Linked DNA regions of Homo sapiens: all the other regions are linked to region 3. The links are chromatin contacts, found by Hi-C or POLR2A ChIA-PET in ENCODE. All regions are on one chromosome and are shown on one strand. The core of a region is the stretch at or near the end of the contact, and the rest is flanking DNA. Distances in the headings are between cores, read along the strand shown.

Region 1 (4,036 bases), core at 311-2,810, 6.7 Mb before region 3:
CCGTTAAATCTGACCACCCCATCCTCGTCCCTGCCCTGGGTGCAGAGCCTGGTGCACAGGGTGTCCAGGCATCCTGCTTTGCCCTGGAGAGCCCTGGTTTCCACTTGTCCTGGTGAGATTATAATAAGTCCCCTTTTAATCTGATGTGTGTCCTCATTAGGTGATAATTCTATGGTCGCTCAACTTGTAAAGTTTGTATTTTATCCAGAGGGAATGGGGAGCCACTGAAGGCTTTAGCTGGAGGGTGTTTTGAGCAGATGTTGGTCTATATGGAGAATGGGCCATAGGGGAGAGAATGGAAGCTGCTGGGGTCTTCCAAGTGGGAGATAAAGGCAGCTTGCCCTGAGTGGAGAAGTGAACGGAGTGGAGAGATGCAGAGTAGGCACTGCTATCAGACAAAGGTGATGAATTGGATGTGCTGGGTGAGGGCTTCCAGCTTCCTTGTCCCTCTATGTTTAGAGTCCTGGTCCTTCTGCCAGTATTTTGCTCTGTGACCTTAAGCCAGTCCCTTCACCTCTCTCAGCCTCAGTGTCTACATCCATATAAGGGCTTCTCAGACAATTTATAATAAAGGAGGAGTACCTTCTTGGGTTTATTTATTTGCAAAAATATTTCCCAAGGGCCTTTGCACAAGCTGTTCCCTCTACCTCCTCATTGTTACGGTCTCTGCTGAAATATGACCACCTTAGGAGGCCCTTCCTGACCATCCTCTGCTGCTCTTGTCTTGGTTTATCTCTACCCTATCAGAATTATAGTTTCCTGTTTATTTACTTGCTGTCTACGACTAGAATGTAAGTCCCTGAAAGCAGGGATTTGCTTCTTCAGAGATGTCTATCCATCCCCAGCGCCTAGCACAGTGTCTGGTACATAGTAGGTGCTTAATGTTTGTTTGTTTGGTTGAATGAATGAATGAACGAATGAATGAATGAATGAATGAATGAATTGGGTAGATGGTTAGCAAATGCTTTCCCTGCCACCTTAATGCCCCTAAATCATTTAGCTGCACCCACTCCAAGCCTTCTCTGGCCGGGGAGCATCAATCCTAGGAGCCAGATCATCTGACCTGGAGGGTGATGATTCAAAAAATTTGAACCTGGAGGTTAAAATTCTGCCTGTCTCTGCCACTTAACAGCTGAGTTTAGATAAATCGCTTGATCTCTCTCGGCTGCATTTTTCACATTAATTCTGACCTTGCGGAGATGTGGTGAGGATCTAGATAGGAACTAGACAGGAAAAAGCCCCAAGCGAATTCGGCGCTTTTGTTTGAAGCTATATTTTCTTTTTCTTTCACAATCGCGCCTTCCCAAGCCTAGTCACCCCTGCCCTTCTCACTAAGCACATCACAACCTCCCTCGCACCCGATGTGTGGGGACTTGCAGGTTGCTGGGCCCTCGAGCACGCAGATATTTCCTTTCTCTAAAAGGGAAGGAAAAGAGCCTTCCAGGCCACGGGTCGTGCAGGTCTCCGGGGCGGGCGTCAGCGGCGGCGTATGTGCGTGCGCGCGCGCCTGCGCATCAGGGCCGGGGGACGGGTAAGGGGGGGGTGAAGAAGGGGCCGGCCTTCAAGCAAGAGCGACGCAAGATGGCAGCCACCACGGGCTCGGGTGAGCGGGGGCGCCGGGCCCGGCCGGCCGAGGGGGCATGGGCTTGGGCCGGGGGCCGGGGACCCTCAAAGCCTCCTGCAGCGGAGCCAGGGTCCCCGCGCCGCCTCTGTCTGCTGGGCTCCGCGGCAGCCACCGGCGCGGCCTGACCGGGGGAGGAGGAGCAGGCGGTGGCCGGAAGCACGGGCGGGGGGCTGAGGGGCCTGTGGGCGGCGCGGCGAGGCCCTGAGGCTCCCCCGGGAGGCGTGAGGGCCCTCTGTGCTGTCTGGGGGAGCCGGAGTGGGCGAGGAGCGAGCTCCGAGGCACTCCTGAGGATACCGGGGCTGGCGACTCTTAAGGGGCGATCTAGAGGTCCCCTAGAGGAGGCGCCCCACAGCGGATGGAAGTCCCATACTGGGTGCCAGGGGTGCGGCTGAGAGGGGCCTTGGGATGTCTGGAGGGGACATCAGAGAAGCCCTTCAGGCTGGATGGAAGAAACGGGATCCTGAGGGGGTGACTTGAGAGGATCCCCTATCGGTTGAGGGAACGGCTCCGGCGTTAGTTTTAGAGATGGGGTTAGCTGAGGAAATAGCTATGTTGACTAGAAAGGAGGAGCCTTGGAGCAGCTGCTTTTGGGGAGAATGAAGGGGGTCTCCGCATGATAAGTGAGAGGAGGGAAAAGGATTCAGATGCCAGAGGGACCTAATAGCGGTGATAGTGAAATGACCCCATCATTACCAGTCTCCTGTTCGAGGATACAGATGGATTGCTTCAAGTTAGGTTTCAGGGGACAAGGTCCGAGTGGGGCAGTTGGTGGAAGCCTCTGATATTGGATGAGGGAGAACAGATGAATTGGGAGCCCCGAGGATGTCTCTTTGGGAGTGGGGATTCAACTGAGGGAAGCCCCTGAAATGAGGGAGTGGAAAAGGTCGGGTTCCGGAGATGTTTCCTGTAAAGGAGAAAAGTCTCCTCTTTTTGAATTGAGTGAGGGAAGCATATCCTAGAAGTGTCTCTTCTGTGGAGACGCTCACTCTCATCGACTCCTTTAATAATTGGGACAGATATGTGGGTTCAGCTCAGAAGTTCCCCACTGGCTGATGGGAGTAGGGAGGTGAATAGATGAAATGGGAACTCTTGGGTGAGGCTGCACCCTCAGGTGCCTGGCAGTGAAGTTGGCCAAGGAGGTTCTCTCAGATGGGGTGAAAATGGGTTACCTCTCTGATGGAGGAAGCAAACAGGGCCACAGTGTTCCCCACTGTGGGGCTGCAGGGACACCAGCCTGAGTACAGCAATCATTGGCATATTTAAGGCCACAGCAGCGGCAGTGTTGGGAAGGAATTGGTGATCCATGGGAAATAGGGTGAGGGGAATTCTTTATAAATGTTGCTACTCTGCGGTCTCAAGGAGCCATACTTGCCTGATGGTTGGGGTGGGAATAAAAGAAATTGAATGTGGGGGATCTGACTGAAGTGACCCACCACAAGCTGCTGCCTTTTGAGTTTAAAACAGTGGGGTCTTCTTGCAGAATAGCGGAGACCATGAATCCTTTTACTCGATTTTGGTTTCAGCTGGAACAGTGCTGAGTCAATTCATTTACCATGACGCTGCCCCAGGCACTCCCAGAAGAGAGATTCTGAGTCAGGCCAGACTGCTGGGTAAAACTTCTCACCAGAATAACACTCCTACCGGGTCGTAATAAACGAAGGGGCCCAGTGTGCTGGTGGTAGCCAGCAATAAGGTGCTGTTGCAGCTCAGCCCTGCTTGCAGTCACTCGGTTGGCTACCTACAATCTGGGTTAACAGCTGCCCGGTTCTAACTTCTCCAGACCCTGACAGTTAAAAAGTGAGTGCTTCATAAATGGCTATGGTGATCAGATAAAATGTCAGCTGCTGTCTAGTGGAATACAAGAGCACTTGGCATGGTTTAGATAACATAGGACAGGCTTTGAGGTGCCCTAAAATGGACTTCCCAAAATTCTTTTGTCTGTTTATTCAACAGATATTTACTGAGGGCCTATTATGTCCCATCGTGGATAGCAAACAAAATGGACATAGTCTGTATCCTTCGGGAGCTTCCATTCAAGTCAGGGAGAGAAGGCTGTTAAGGAGTAAATAAGACAATTTCAGATAGCAGTAAGTGCTATGGAGGAAATTGTGTGATGTGATAGTGTCTGGAGAGGTGGTCAGGAAAGTGACATTTCAGCTGAGTCAAATAATGGAAAGAGCTAACCCTACAGTGTCACAGGCAGGAGAGAGAGTGGGCTGTTAGTGCAAAGGCCCTGTGGTGGGACTCTGCTTGGCATGTTGAAATAACAGGATAAAAGGCCTTCATGTGCAAGCAAGGCTTGTTAAGGAGATGAGTTGGAGAGACATGGCTTTGGATTTGAGATGGTATGAGGGGAAGCCATCAAACAAGTGTCTGGTATGAAGTAGGCATTCAGTAAATATTTGTTGAATG
Region 2 (4,083 bases), core at 1,051-3,550, 7.5 Mb before region 3:
ACAGAGTGAGACCCTGTCTTTTTTAAAAGAAAAAAAAATGAAAATCTGATTTTTCATTTGCATTTCTCTCTGACAGATTCTACCAGAAATGAATCCCAGACTATAAAACCTGTGGTGTCATTTCGAACATTAAAACCACCCCCTCCCACGCTTCTATAGTTGAACCCATAGTACACATTCCAATAAGGGCCACTCTTGTTCTGTTTCCCTTATGTCCAGAACTGTCCAGCTGGCCAGTGAGGGAACTGCTTTCCTTAGGGAAGAAACTTCTCTCATTCATAACAAGAAGAAAATTCATCAGTGCTTGATGTGAAATTAGTTTTAAGCTAAGATAATAGAAATGTAATATTCTCAGTTTTTTTGGAGTGGTTAGAATTTATTTTTTCTTAACCTAAACTCAAAGTTGAGTTCTCAGTGTCAAGTATGTGGAGCAGAAATTAAGTAACAACCTTAGAGAACCTAATATAGATAGTACTGCCTTCTCAGATACTCACTAGAGTAGATAATGTTTGCCTTTTAAATCTTTTTAGTTATTCACACAATCATTATCACAACACTGTCACTCTTGGAATTTACCATAGAGTATTTGAGCAGTGAAGACTCATAGCATTTGGAAGTCATTTAGAAAAGAATCTGGAATATTTAGATGCATTTTTGTAGTAAATCTGGTGCTTAAACACTGTAAAATTAAATATTTACATCTGAATCCAGCATCCCATTTTGCTTTGTAAATGAGGCCAAAGATGAAATCCAGATGTTTTCCCTTGTATTTGTATTATCACTATATGGAATCTAAGTATATCTAAGAAAAACTAAACTTAAACTTACTTTGCTTATTTCATATTAGTTTTTATCTGTCTTCTGCAGTGTGTAATTAGATTCTTTAGTTTTCTGAATCAAATGCTTTGCCCCAACCCCTTTTTCCACGACTTTTTTCAGCTGTTTTCCCTTGAAATACTGACTTGGCTTTTAAAGATACATTTTATCACAATTGCAGAAATGTGTTGTATAAAAGTTTGTTAAACAGGGCTAACTGAAGTCTTAGATGTTGAACAGCTATGTGTAACCACAATTTATACTACTTGCAGCGAACTCAGATTATTTTCGGATGTTAAGTATGGCTTGAAACTATGTTAACTTGAAATGTAAAGAAACAGCAAAAGACAGGTGTATTTACCTAAAGATCACATATTAAGGAAACAGGCTTGGTTAATTCCTCACTATTGACATCTATTACTTGTCAATACATTTAACCAACCAATGATACTTTAAATCATAATGTTACTTTGAACAACCTACTTTAAAAGGTTGGTTCAAAAATGTTGAGGAGATAATGTATTGGTTGGGATTGACCTAAATTTACAAAGCAACCATGTGCTGTCTTATGCTACCCAGATTGTGGGAGCACCAAAAGCTATGTCCCTAGGACTACAAAGTGTGTTGTTTAAGGATCTTGCAGAGAGCCAATGCCCCTATTGGCAACATCACTTCTCATCCTTAAGTTTCACCAGTTGGGTGGCCTCAAGGCACTAGGATTCCCATTTTTTTTTTTATTCAGGTCAGAGAAGAGTCCATCACTGTGACTGGGAAGAATGTCAAGTCACAGGGTAACGGCGGACCTTAATAAAATCTCGGCCCCTCTGCACCGAATACCCCACCAGGAAGGGCTAAGGCATCCATGGGGTTGTGTCTCATCTCAAGTCGCTGTGTGAAGCACGAGGCCCTCACACCTCATTTAAGGCAGGAGGCGTCAGGGGCGACCGGCCAGGTGTCCCGGCGCCTTCCCGCCGCTTCTCAGCCGTGGAAGCGCGGGCATCTGAGCACGTGGAGCCGCCCCAGGCCGCCCCGCACACCCCTCCCGCCAGATGTAGTCCAGGCCCAGCTGGGCCCGCGCAGGGATCCCCAGCACGGCCACCTGACTGAGTGCTGGGCGTGCTGCGGCCCGCTGCTTCTGCCTCCGCCGCCGGCGCTGCGGCCAGAGGAAGGCGCCCGCCGAGCACACGGGCCCCGGGAGCGCACTGCGGCCATTATCCGCGGCGCCTCCTAGTGGGTCAATGGCAAATCCGCCTGGTTCTCGCGAGAGCTCCCCCCTCAGTGGGGATTATATAATTTCCCTCAAGCGGGGGTGGGGGTGCTGAGAGCACCCTCCCTCAGGAAAAGTTAGGTGCAAGCAGGGGTGGGAGTAAGAGGAACCCCCCCTGGGGAAAAGGGGGTTAGGGGTGCTGTCCCCACTGCCCCCCCCTATTTAGCTGGACAATGAGTCCTCTTATGCTAATGAGGCACTTACGTCACTTCCGCTCTTTCTCGGCCGCCATTTTGGCTAGGGCAGGTTCGGGGACTCGGTCCGAGGCGCTTGTATTGTCTGCTGAGGGGAGACGCGGGATCAGCCCCCTCCCCCGCCCGTTGCCGCCGCCGCCTCCGCCGGCCCGGTCTCCCCTCCGCCGCCCGCCGGGATCCATGAGCTGAACTCCCGCCCCCCCCCCCCCGGCCGCCGCCATCTTGTGCCCCCTCCCCCTCCCGCAGGCAGCGCTAAGGGGGATTTTGGCGTCTTCTCAGACACAGCTCCCTCTCTCGGTCCCCGCTGCTGAGGAGCGAGAGGAGCGCGGCCGCCGCCGCCCGCGCCGGTGAAGCCGCCTCTCCCACACCCTCCGTCTCCTCCCTCCGCCCCTCCTTTGTCTGCACCGCTCGACGACGCCGCCGCCGCCCGCCGCTCTGCTGCGCCCGCCGCGCCCCCCGGCAGCACCCGCGGCCGCGGCGCGAGCCGGAGTCCGCCGAGCCGGAGCGCGACGAGGCCCCGGGCGCGCCCTCCCCGCTGCCGCCACCGCCGTGCCGCCGCCATCCGCCCGCCGCCGCCGCCGCTGTCCGGCCCCCGAGCACGCCGGCCCCGCGCGCGCCTCGAGGCCGAGTCAAGGTAAGCCCGGCGCCGCCGCGCGCGGACCCGCGGCCCTGCCCTGCCTGGCTTCCCGACCCCGGCCCGCGCGGCCGCCAGTGCAGCCTGGCCCCGGGCGCGGGCGCATTGTTGTTCGCATCGCCGCCCTCCAGCCGCACACACGCTCCTTTGCACACCCCGGCGCCGACGGGTCCCCCGTCCCGGCACGGACCGCTACCCGACTCTGCTCCGGAGGTCCAGGCGCCTCCTCCTGCAGCCCGACCCCCTTCTCCGCCCTGTGAGCCCACCGAGGCCAGCACTCTGCCTGGCCGCCCGGAGCTTTTGCAGCTAAGGGCATCTCCCCCAGCCAGAACCGAGCTTCTCCCATCCTGGAACTAATCCCGTCCGCCCCCCACCCCCAAAAGGAGCCCCCCCACGCACACCCCCATGCCTTGAACCAGCCTTCTGCCAGGTCTGCCCACCCTTACCTGGGGGAGGGGGGACGGGGTTGGGGGGGGCGGGGAGCATGCATGGCATGGAGTGAGTCTTTGCCTCCCCTGTGCAATCCTTCTTCCCCAACCTGCCAGCTTTCCTCTTATCCTGACCACAGTTCACCACCATCCCTTTTCCCCAATCTCAGCTGCCTGGTCAGCACCTCTTTCGAACATTCTGAGCCCCAACTTTGCAGTAAGGTGGTAGAAAATGGAAATCCAGAGAGCTGCAAAAAGATTTTTTTTTAATGTAATGAATGGGGAGTAGTTTTGTGAACACACTCGTATTCACCTCTTCTTTCCTCTGGGAGGCCTGCCTGCCTTCCCCTCCCCCCCAACCTTGATCCCTGTCTGCTGGAAAAGGCGCGATTGCTTCTCTTCCTCTTCTGCCCAAGACCAAGACTCTAGGTCTGATATCCTTTTTAGCCACACACACACACCCCCCACACACGAAGTCTTCTTAATCTTCTTGAATTTACCAGTTACTCTGGACACTTCTTGCCATAACCCCATTTCACAGACAAAGGCTTAGGAGGGAAAAAGAACCAAACTGTTTCTGTGTTTGTCATGTTAATGATGTCCATCCCCACACACCCAGTTCCCATCCCTGATGCTTCTTGTGCCTGTATCTTGAACCTTCAGAATGAAAAAAAAAAAAATCTCTTGGATAGCTTGATACAGTTTCTTTAGAAATCTGCATTGTTGCTTCTGGTTTATGGCCAT
Region 3 (3,847 bases), core at 801-3,300:
TACTTTAAAGCATTAGTCATATCATTTCTATCTTGAATTACAAAACATACCTTTAAATCTTGCCAACTGCACCGACTAGAAAGATTTTCTACAATAAGCCTGTATTCTGTACGAACAGGTGGTCCGTATTTGTCTCTGCCAGATGTTCTCCGACTGCTGTATCCACCTCCACCACCTTTATCACATGAAGGGAACAATTAGATGCCTTGTAATGATAAAAACGCATAATGTCTTTGAAAGTTAGTACAAACATATCAACTTTTATTTACTGGAGTAGGACTTTGCTATTATATTGCTAAACCTTCGACACATTTGTGATTTGCCATAAAATTAAATTAAGGGCAAGTCAAATAGACTAAATCCAACTAAACCTCTCCTACAATCTGTTAGAGAGTGACTGCTCCTTTATTCGATTTACCTCGCTAAGTTTTATTTTACAGAACATTGTAAAATATAAAACTTAACTGATTACATGCATTTCTACATTTTACAAAAATGTTTACTAGTTTTACACTAAGTACTTACATCACAGTGTGAGGTTTTTGGTGGTGGTTTGGCCACAAAACACGCAAGGTAACAGTCACCTAGTTCAGATTAACCAGTTTTGTCTAACCCTTGGAATCCTCACCATCACCCTGCGTCTAATGGCAAAAGGCTGCTGTCGTCATGGCTTCCGGTAAGGTCAGCCAAAGGGTCATAGGGCAAGGGTCACACAATGTATGGAAAAGCCAAGGCCAATCAGGAAAGGCAGTCATCTTAGCCTCAGTGGACACAGCCTCAGCCCCATTGGTCACTTTCAAATTGAAACATCAAGGACTTGTTAAAAAGTTTGAATTCAACATGCAACAATTTAAACATCAAACATTTAACATAACCAAAAATCCCCCCAACCTCCTCCCAATAACATGCCCCAATTAGTTCAAATACAGCATAAAGCTTATTTAGATCTACTTTGTGGTACAATACCACATTACTTAAAAATAGTACATTCTTTGGCCCCCATCAAGTTCCATAGCTTTAAGACCTATACTTTATGCTCCTCCCCTTCCCCGTCCCCCGCGCCCCCTACCCCACCTCCACCCGAGCCTGCCCCCGAACCTCTAACTAATGCACTGATAGGTAAGTAAGGAGAATACAACAAATACAGCCACCCCTTACTTCCTCTGTGGGAAGAACCCGTGACAGTGCTGACAAGGGGCCAGAAGAAGCCACCCACCTCCCAACTTGGCAAATAAACAAAACCAAACACCCAAACCCAATCCCCGCGCTCCGGCGTCCCATGGCTGCCCCGGGCAGACGTGAAGGCAGCGGGGCTCGGGGACACCCAAGTCAAACGACCCCCGGCCCTCGCGCCTGCCCGGGCTGGGAGGCCCCACCCCACCCACCCCCGCCCCCAGGGTCCCCAAGGGCGCGGAGCGCGCGGGGGTGGGACTCACTGCGGCTTCCGTAGCTGTAGCCGTCGCGATCGCGACGCGGGCCCCGGGCGTGCTCTACGATCACGCGCTCGCCGCAGAGCTCCTTGCCGTTCAGCTCGTAAACGGCGTCGTCGGCGTCGCGGGAGTCCTCGAACTCCACGAAGCCGTACCTAGGGGCGGTGCGAGGGCCGGACAACCGCGGGGGAGTCGTTAGCCAGGACGCGCACGTGCGCGCGCCCGTACCCCACCGCGCGCCCCCGCGACGCCGCGCCGTCGCCATCTTTGAGGCCCTGCCACGCGGCGCCGCGGCCTTGGCCGCTTCTTTCCTTGGAGAGTTCCCGCCGCCACCAGGCCTGGGACGCTGGGCGCGGGCGCCCAGGCCCGACTCACCCATTTTTGAGGTCTACTTCGAGGAGGCGGCCATAGCCACTGAAAAAGCGCTGGATGTCCTTCTCCCGGACGTTGTAGCTCAGGCGTCCTATGTAGACGCGCGGCATGTCCGTGGCGGGCGGGGACCCAAGGGCTGGTTGTCGAACGGCGGACCGCAAGCCAGTAACCGCGGTGCGGGTGCGGGGACGGCAAGAGCCCGAACACGCGCCTCACACCACAGGGGCGGCCGAGTCCAGCCACACAATGGCGCGCGCGCGCGCCAGGCTTTCGCTATATGGGCGGCCGGTGGGGCGGGGCCTGGAGCGTGATGTCAGCGCGCAGCGGCACGTCCGTCCCGCGTCGTCCCTGGGCTAGATGGTGACTGGCGAGTCCGTTGCCCGCGACGTTTCGGTGTAGTGCGGTCTTGCTAGCTTCTAGGATTTTTCTCTAGCCCTCCCCACCGTCTTTGAAAACACAATGTCTCTAATCCAGCCGCAGAACTGCTTTCTAATTTGTACCTTTTATAAAACTGTGCGCGATCTCTTCGGGGTTGAAGCTCGGGAGGCGGGCTGAGCGAATCCCCGTTTTTCATTGGTTCTCGAGGTTATCATAATAGGTCGCCGCGGTCTCTGCTTGGTGGCTTAAAACGAGGCTGCGGATTTCTCCCAGCGATTGGTTGATGCTCGTTTTGATGGGGACCGCGGTCTCGGACCCAGTCGCTTGTCTTGTTTCGCAGAATCTGAGGATCGCGCGCCGAGGTCTTGCTGACCGGGCGGAGGTCGCGTTGCGAGCGCGCAGACCCGCCGACATCAGCCTCTCCGGGTCTCACTCGCAGCCTTCGCCTCCCCGGACGTTCCCCTCTCCCTCCATGGGTCTTTCTTGGAGCCCTGGCAGCTTGACTCACTTGTGGATTGGGCTATCCGTGGCAATCCTACGCTCACTGTAGGTGCTCAAAAGGGAGCGTGGACGAGACCCGGCAGCCCTCCCACAGCGACGAACGATTTTTTTTCTCCCGTGTATGGAAAGTCCTTTGTCCCAATACTATCATTTCCTCCACTGACTTGAAAGTGCCTTATTTTGTGAGTTTATCAATGGAGATGCTATTTAAAGCTGTAGAACCAGATTGAAAACCTCAAAGGAGTAAGTTTAAGTGGAGAGCGGAAGACCCAGGCCAACGCCTGGGGTACTCTGAAATTTAAGCGCAGGAAAGGAGACTGGGAGGAGTGACTAGCGAGGTAGGGAGAAGACCAGGAGAGTAGGTGTCACCGCCGAAGCTAAAAAAAAAAAAAAAAAAAAAAAGGGATATCACTGAGATAACACCAGCTCTTTAGATATTTATGTATTCCTGCTCTGTTTTGAGTGGTGCAACCTCAATATCCTTAAGCTTCGGGTTGAAAAAGGGGGGTTTTGTCCTCCTGGAGCTATTTGGAAGTCTAGAGGGAAACGTTGTTTGTCACGACTGGGGGAGGTAGAGGCCGTGCTTAAAGTTAGATAAATAAAAAATACGAGTCTGTAATCCCCACACCTTGGGAAGCTGAGGCAAGAGGATCTCTTGAGCCCAGGTGTTCGAGGCTGCAGTGAGCTATGATCATGCCACTGCACTCCAGCCTGGGTGACAAAGCAAGACTCCAACCTGCCTGAAGGAAAGAACAAAGCTTCCGCAGCGTGGAAGGGGACCCGAGCGGGTTGCCACTGCTGGCTGGACCGCCAGTTTTTAGTCCCTTATTTGGCCCTGCCTACATCCTGCTGATTGGTCCATTTTACAGAATGTTGATTGGTCCGTTTTTACAGAGTGCTGATTGGTGTGTTTACAAACCTTTAGCTAGACAGAGAGCACTGATTGGTGTGTTTTCAATCCTTTAGCTAGACGGGAAAGTTCTCCAAGTCCCCACCCAACCCAGAAGCCCAGCCGGCTTCACCTCTTCACCTCGGTAGGCAGAATAAGGGTTCCCCCTAAAGATGTCTATGTCCTAATCCTAATCCTAATCCCTGAAACCTGTGAAGATGTTACCTTGTATGTCAAAAGGGACTTTGCAGATCTGATTAAGTTGAGCATCTTGAGA

What was found. Hi-C counts contacts between places; a loop is a spot of excess contacts on that map. ChIA-PET counts read pairs that join two places held with the same protein, here RNA polymerase II (POLR2A). Pooled maps may share reads with other maps.
Region 1: a pooled map shows a loop between it and region 3 (11-fold over the local background). The contact joins the promoter of UBE2V1 here to the promoter of SRSF6 in region 3. A Hi-C loop is called at or near these places in 3 of 50 pooled maps. POLR2A ChIA-PET finds 5 or more read pairs at or near these places in 2 of 52 experiments (HepG2 and Panc1).
Region 2: a pooled map shows a loop between it and region 3 (7-fold over the local background). The contact joins the promoter of ADNP here to the promoter of SRSF6 in region 3. A Hi-C loop is called at or near these places in 1 of 50 pooled maps. POLR2A ChIA-PET finds 5 or more read pairs at or near these places in 2 of 52 experiments (RWPE1 and activated CD8-positive, alpha-beta T cell).

Annotation. Positions count from the first base shown.
Region 1 is chr20:50,110,674-50,114,709 of GRCh38, reverse strand. UBE2V1 (ubiquitin conjugating enzyme E2 V1) reads left to right here and starts at 1,560. Exons shown (of 4, transcript NM_001032288.3): 1 at 1,560-1,603. The coding sequence starts at 1,582. The region is part of intron 5 of PEDS1-UBE2V1 (PEDS1-UBE2V1 readthrough); the gene reads left to right. RefSeq lists enhancers at 641-1,208, 1,213-1,322 and a silencer at 1,493-2,032.
Region 2 is chr20:50,929,654-50,933,736 of GRCh38, reverse strand. It overlaps ADNP (activity dependent neuroprotector homeobox), which reads left to right and starts at 2,300. Exons shown (of 6, transcript NM_001282531.3): 1 at 2,300-2,911. ADNP-AS1 (ADNP antisense RNA 1) reads right to left here and starts at 2,753. Exons shown (of 3, transcript NR_110009.1): 1 at 2,683-2,753; 2 at 2,288-2,362. RefSeq lists silencers at 1,812-1,991, 1,855-2,042, 2,342-2,561, 2,712-2,761, 2,902-3,081 and 1 more and enhancers at 2,142-2,261, 2,681-3,471.
Region 3 is chr20:43,456,099-43,459,945 of GRCh38, reverse strand. It overlaps SRSF6 (serine and arginine rich splicing factor 6), which reads right to left and starts at 2,050. Exons shown (of 6, transcript NM_006275.6): 1 at 1,806-2,050; 2 at 1,437-1,585; 3 at 51-175. The coding sequence starts at 1,912. RefSeq lists silencers at 1,264-1,523, 1,534-1,633 and enhancers at 1,774-1,873, 1,305-2,252, 2,174-2,333, 2,394-2,713.